Linked DNA regions of Homo sapiens: region 1 is linked to region 2. Evidence: chromatin loops called from intact Hi-C (ENCODE). Cell type or tissue: endothelial cell of umbilical vein. All regions are shown on one strand. Links, peaks and the distances in the headings refer to the core of each region. The heading gives the core; the rest is flanking DNA.

Region 1 (2,906 bases), core at 185-2,684, 270 kb after region 2:
AAGCCCAAGAAACTAAATGATTCAAAGCAAAATTCCCCTTGACAGCTTTTGTCATGTCTCTGTGTGTGTGTGTGTGTGTGTGTGTGTGTGTGTATGTTAAACTAGTACTTTAGCCTACATCATTATTTTACCATGTAAGCATGATAGAATAGCAGGCTTTTTGGAGGGGAAAGATTTTAAAAGTACATGGTTACCTGTAATTACAGTCTTGCAAAGTTTGATTTTATAGAAGTGACATTCAAGTCTGATTTAAACCATGCAGAAAGACATGGTGCATATTGGAAATGCTTTTTCTTTCTGACTCAAATGGCTGTTTCGTTCTAGTGATCTCCCTAGAAGTCAGCCTTTTATTATGTTTATTGTAAGGTTGTGTGTCTTTCTAATTACGTGGCCCATCCTAGAAAACTTGCTACCTTGAGATTACCTTTCTATTTCTCCTTGCATTCCTGCAAACACCTAAACCTCTGTAGACAAGAGGTTCATCTCAGAGTCTGAACTGGCTGAGGATCATAAAATTCTGTCAAATACCTGGTCAATTAAGTTCTGGCTGGAAGAGGGGGTCAAATTAGATGACTGACATGTGCGGATAAGGGCACTGGTTTATTTCACATTTTAGCCTTTAATGTGGGTGGGTACACAAAGCCACAGAGTTTGTTGCCATACCCCAACATAAAAGCCTCTGGGACAAGGTTGAAAGGGTAGCGGGGAGAGGGCCTTGGATAGCGGATGGGGTGGTTAACCCGCGACTCTGGTGACATTTTGCCATCAGCCGCTGGTGACATCTTGCCATCAGCTGCAGCTACAGAATGTTGCTCGCAGGAGGAATTTGGCCTGCCGTTGAAGATGTGTTTCTCAGATGAGACTGTAAGGGGCCGGAGCTTGGGATTTTAGGAGTGCAGGGCCCACCTCTTCCTTGGTATCAAGCCACTTAACTAAACTCTTGCGGTGTCTTATGACCAGGGACGAAGTGCGGGGCCCCTTCAGACGTCGCAGCTGGAGTAACTGTTTTCTTTCCATTTCACAGCTCTTGAAGGAGGTGTGACTGAGTGAGGCGCTGGAAAGCTTGTTCTATAATTACTTCTTGATCCGCTTCTAGGCGTGCTGTGCATGCGTCCGACCATGTGTGTTTGCGTTAGCTTGCGCCGTCGACAAGAGCCAGAGAACGTGGGTCTAGGATAAAACGTGGATGATATTTTTGCTTCAAATGTCACATTTTACGGGGGTCTAAAGGTCTTAGGCTGGAGTCTTTGCGGATGATTGCCAACTGTAGCTGAATCTATGAGCTGGGATGTACCCAAGCCAGTGCAATCGCTCCAAATCAGGGCGGGCGGCACTAAGCCGGGGAGCAAACACCGCTCCCGGCCCGCCCAGAGCAGACGCCCTAGGTTGGGGCTGCAGCGAGTGCGCGCGTGGGCTGTGGAGCCGGCGGAGGCAGCGGTCCGGAATGGCTCTGTGGAGGCTGCGCTCTCTTCCTGGCCCCGCAGCCACAGCAGCTGCCCCATGCTCGCGCGGCAGGACCTACCAGGCGCCCACCCTGGGCTGCGCCGCCTCGGACCACCCGCTGCTCCCCTCCGCCCGCTGCCTCTTCTCCCCGCGCCTCACGGGGCTCCGCACTGACTCCAGGCGCCTCCGGGGGCGTCGCGCGCGCGGAGCGGCGCCGGGGGCGGGGCCTCGTGTAGGGCGCCCCGGGATTGGCTGTGGGGAGAGGGGGCGGGGCCGGCCGCGGAGAAAACAGCCGGCGCGCCGCGCGAGTGCAGTCTGGGTCTGGAGCCTGAGCCCTGCGGAACCTCGGCGCTCGGCCCCACCCCGCCCGTACCTGCACTTATTTATTGTTGTTATTTCTTACCGCGGAGCCCCGCAGTCGGGTCCTCCCGCCCGCTCCCGCGCAGCGCTAGCATTCTCCAGTCCCTCAGTCCCTTCCCGCGCGGTGCGCCGCAGCCGAGGCGATGCGCCTCATTCAGAACATGTGCACCATCGCCGAGTACCCCGCGCCGGGCAACGCCGCGGCCTCCGACTGCTGTGTGGGCGCCGCCGGCCGCCGCCTGGTCAAGATCGCCGTGGTGGGCGCCAGCGGCGTGGGCAAGACCGGTGAGTCGTCGCGCTTAGCCCTGGGTCTGGTCTTGGACGACCCCTGACGGGAGTTGAGGCTGAACAAGGCGTGGGGAGCGGTGGGAGCTGCAGCCCGACCGCTCTCCGTCCCCGCGCAGGGAGCCGCTGCCCCTTGGGAGTGGGCTTAGCCGTTGTCTACGCCACCCGCCTGCTTCCACAGACGGGGGAAACAAGGATCAAGAATGGCCAGGCAGCTTTCTGGGGACCACCGGCACCGCCGCCATCAGAACTTTGGGGTGTTTGAGCCTCTGGCAATGCCTGGCACAGAAAGGGGAGTTAGTGAAGCTAGCCCCCCTGGGAGGTCTTGAAGGTTAGGAAGACATGGGTCTACTGGAAGGCTTAGGTGTGGCTCAGCCGGGCTCAGAGGAGGGGGTGGGCCCAGTGAGCCTTCCAGCTGCACAGAGCCATAATTCACGATGCCTTCTAGCCCCCTCCTTTTTGTCTGGAAAGAAGGGTCAAGGAGCTACAGGGTAGGAATTTCACTTGGTGGCCATCTATGGCTTTCTTTGGGAGAACTGTTTTCCAGGCAGGGGGTGGGGTGGAGAACAATCTAACTTCCAAGGTTAACACTTTGACGTTCTTTTTTCTGACGTGCAGCACTGGTGGTCCGGTTCCTCACCAAACGATTCATCGGTGACTATGAAAGAAATGCAGGTGAGACAATGCATTTGAGAAAAATTCTGTCCCATTGCAGGAGGACTGCGGTTCCCATTTTCCAGCGCTTCCCAGGGAGGTTCTTTCAGTGACAGTCCGAGCCTGAGGATCCCGCCACTTAAAACTTTCCCCAGTCCCCAGCC
Region 2 (2,906 bases), core at 122-2,621:
CTGGTCTCAAACTCCTGGGCTTAAGCGATCTGCCTGCCTTGGCCTCCCAAAGTCCTGGGATTACAAGCGTGAGCCACCATGCCCAGCCGACTTTCTGTCCAATACTTCATTCCTCCATATATGTAAATGGAGAAGAGAAAAAAATCCTGTACCTAATGTAATTAAAGTTCTATTATGTAGCTTATAGTCTGGGATCAGCTGACATAATTACAAATAAATGCCTCTAGCAAAATTAAAGCAGGAAAGCTTCAAAATGCAAAACTATTTTCCAGAAATTCTAAAACAGTAAATGAGTTCCTATCCCATATCACTTTTGAGAGGTCTCACAGTTTTTGCCTACAAAAATCAAAACTTACAAAAAATTGTAACCAAAACTTGAATAGCAGAAATAAAATAGGATATTTGTTCTCAGGTAGGGGAGGACTATAAGGATTAAAATTATGCTTTGCCACTTTAGTTGGCTTGCCATGAGGTTCTTTTCTTGTACCTCCGAAAATCAGAAAGTGGCTTTCAGATCTTTTATTTAAACCCTTACATCGATTTCTCAAATATTCCATTTTCTTTCCTTTCTTCTTCTTCTTTGTTCTTCCGTGAAAAGAAAATTTCAGGACCTTCCCTATTTATTATGCCAAGGGCAAAAGTTAAGCCCTGGAAACTGAGTCACAGTTGTTTTTCTTCTCTGGTGAATGACCGTTGCTTCTTGACCTTTGTGTTGAGATGTTATACATTAACGAGACTCCCTAATCTTTATGCAAACCTAAGCTAAATGAGATGGAGACCCTCATGATTTTCACCTCTTTACAATTGGATGTTAAGTAATCCTTTGGAGTGTAATCAATAGTAGCCAATCAAATCCTATAGCTCTGTGTTAGCCTTTGTATGGAGAATGTTGTGATTCTGTTCTACACCTGTTTTTGCCTATATAAATAATCTTCACTTATCCCCACACCGAGAGCACTAATAATCATTCTCTGGTATCCGGGTGTGCCTGGACAGCTACCCTCAATCTTTGCACTTAAACTCTTTTAATTGGATCCTGACTCCTTTATTTTAGGTTGACCCTTCCTTTCCTGCTTTGTAACATTAAAAAGCTAAATAGGAGTAAGAATCACCTCTCTTCTTCTTAGATTTCTCCATGTTAGCCCCACACCCCCTTGTCACGCATTTGTTTTAACTCGACAACCCTTTCTAGGCACCAGCTTCAGAGAGGGACAGGACACTGTCTTCATGGAGCCCGTCTTCTTCTCTCTTTTCATGATCTCTTGTTCCATTGCCCCGTCTTGCAGAAAGGTAAGGGCTTGTTTAATTTCAGCCTTGGTTTGGATTCAAGATCACTGTTGTCACATTTGGGAGTGTTTTTTTAAAAAAAAAACAAAACACATAGACAAGTAATGCAAACAAAGTAAGAGCAAGACTTGTGCAGCAGCTCTTTTGAGGACAATCAGGAGGTGTCTGGGGGGCCCTTCCCACTAGAGGGCACTGGACCCTGTCCCTGCATCTTCAGTCGTCTCTACTGCCACATGCCCTGTCCACACCAGGATGACCCCTCCCCACCCCAGCCCTATGACTCTGGAAAGCTCTTCAGCACACATAACAGGATCCAGACAGAACTTGGACCTTCTCTGCTGGAGCAAATTGGAATTCCTGAAATTGATTGAACCCTCCATACAGAGGGAGCTCAGTCCGCATCTCCTCGGTTTAAGGCCCTGCCTCAAATAGGGGTTCTGATCCCTCAGGAAAGCAAGGGCTCGAGACACAGACAAACCTGAGCCTGAGGGACTCTAAGGGGAGGTGTGGAGGTGCCAGGAACTATGAACAATGAGCAAAGCATGTCAGTTGTACCAGGGCATGCCCACCATCACACTACATGCTTTCCAGCATTTCTATTTATTACAAAACTGCTTTGACCTTGTTTTACAGGTTAGGAAAAACTGAAGTCTAGATTTCTCCAGTTACTTGTAAGAAGCCTTCTTTGGTGTCTGGGCCAAAACCACCAACCCCGTGGGCAGGACGAGTTGCTGCAGATCAATGAGGTGCCAGCACACCAGTAGCCATCCTGTTTGTGTGTATGACGCTCCTTTCCCCCTTGCCCTCATGAGAACAGCAGACCTCAGGAAATGACTTCTCAGTCTAGCACTTTCCAGCCAGACCATTAGGAAAACAACTGTGGTTGAACAAATGCTCAGTGCATTGGGAGACCACACACTGGGGGACTGTGGGGCATCTCAGTAAGCAGCTGTCAGAAGAACTTTGAGGATGGAGGCCTTGCTTAGGTCATTCGTGGGAGTGTTCCACGAATAGGGGTGTGCTTTGGATTGGGTGTTGTCAGGAAGTGGGGGAGATTATCTGATTGAGATGGTAGTAAATCTCATGTAGCACAGATGAGAGCAAAGCTAAAATGGGAACTGGTGAAGGGCAGCAGGCACTCGGATGAAGAGTTTGTGATTTCGTGGTTTACATAGTGACCTTGTGTTTGTCTATGCTGGGATAATTATTAAGTGGTCTTGTTTTTTGTCTAACTTCATCACAGTCACGGCATGACCTTGTCTGAGGGTGGTGTTCTGTGCGATTTACGTGGAACAAGAAACACCACAGCCCAGTGATGAACGCCAGGATGCCTCCTGACAACATCAGAGGGCGGCTGTCTCAGGCTAGCCCCTGGCTGTCAGGGGATGCTTGTTTTTCTCATGTCTTCAGCGTCATCTTTCATGCCTAGGAAATGTTAGGAAATGTTGTGGGGAATAAATAGAACAGTAGAGCCTAGTATCCCAGAACTACTTATGATTTAAGTAGCTAAGATTATATACTTTCCATTGTTTTGCCAATTGGTCTGTCTCCCTTGGGGACTTGTGTGGAAAATGGCCCCTTCACCAACTACCACTCATCAGCACCCTACCCCAATACTA

What was found. A loop is a pair of places that touch in the nucleus more often than their neighbours do. Peaks named below come from ENCODE experiments on the same cell type or tissue, not always from the same donor. Only the 100,000 strongest peaks of a DNase experiment are listed, where the experiment ranks them.
Region 1: it touches region 2 in a loop (5-fold over the local background); 2 of 110 quality-filtered maps call a loop at or near these places.

What each region holds. Positions count from the first base shown.
Region 1 is chr4:52,860,562-52,863,467 of GRCh38, forward strand. RASL11B (RAS like family 11 member B) reads left to right here and starts at 1,756. Exons shown (of 4, transcript NM_023940.3): 1 at 1,756-2,088; 2 at 2,707-2,763. The coding sequence starts at 1,947. It overlaps LOC124900700 (a long non-coding RNA gene), which reads right to left and starts at 1,644. Exons shown (of 2, transcript XR_007058115.1): 1 at 1,523-1,644; 2 at 588-1,170. RefSeq lists silencers at 1,320-1,809, 1,781-2,075. In endothelial cell of umbilical vein, for the core only: no CTCF peak of the experiment used is centred there; a DNase peak (open chromatin) is centred at 1,680; H3K4me3 peaks cover 1,471 bases; H3K27me3 peaks cover 983 bases.
Region 2 is chr4:52,586,810-52,589,715 of GRCh38, forward strand. No RefSeq gene overlaps it. Among named protein-coding and RNA genes, the nearest start is that of USP46, 71 kb to the right of the region's middle. In endothelial cell of umbilical vein, for the core only: a CTCF peak has its summit at 1,465 (motif pointing right); DNase peaks (open chromatin) are centred at 1,482 and 2,102; H3K27ac peaks cover 1,302 bases.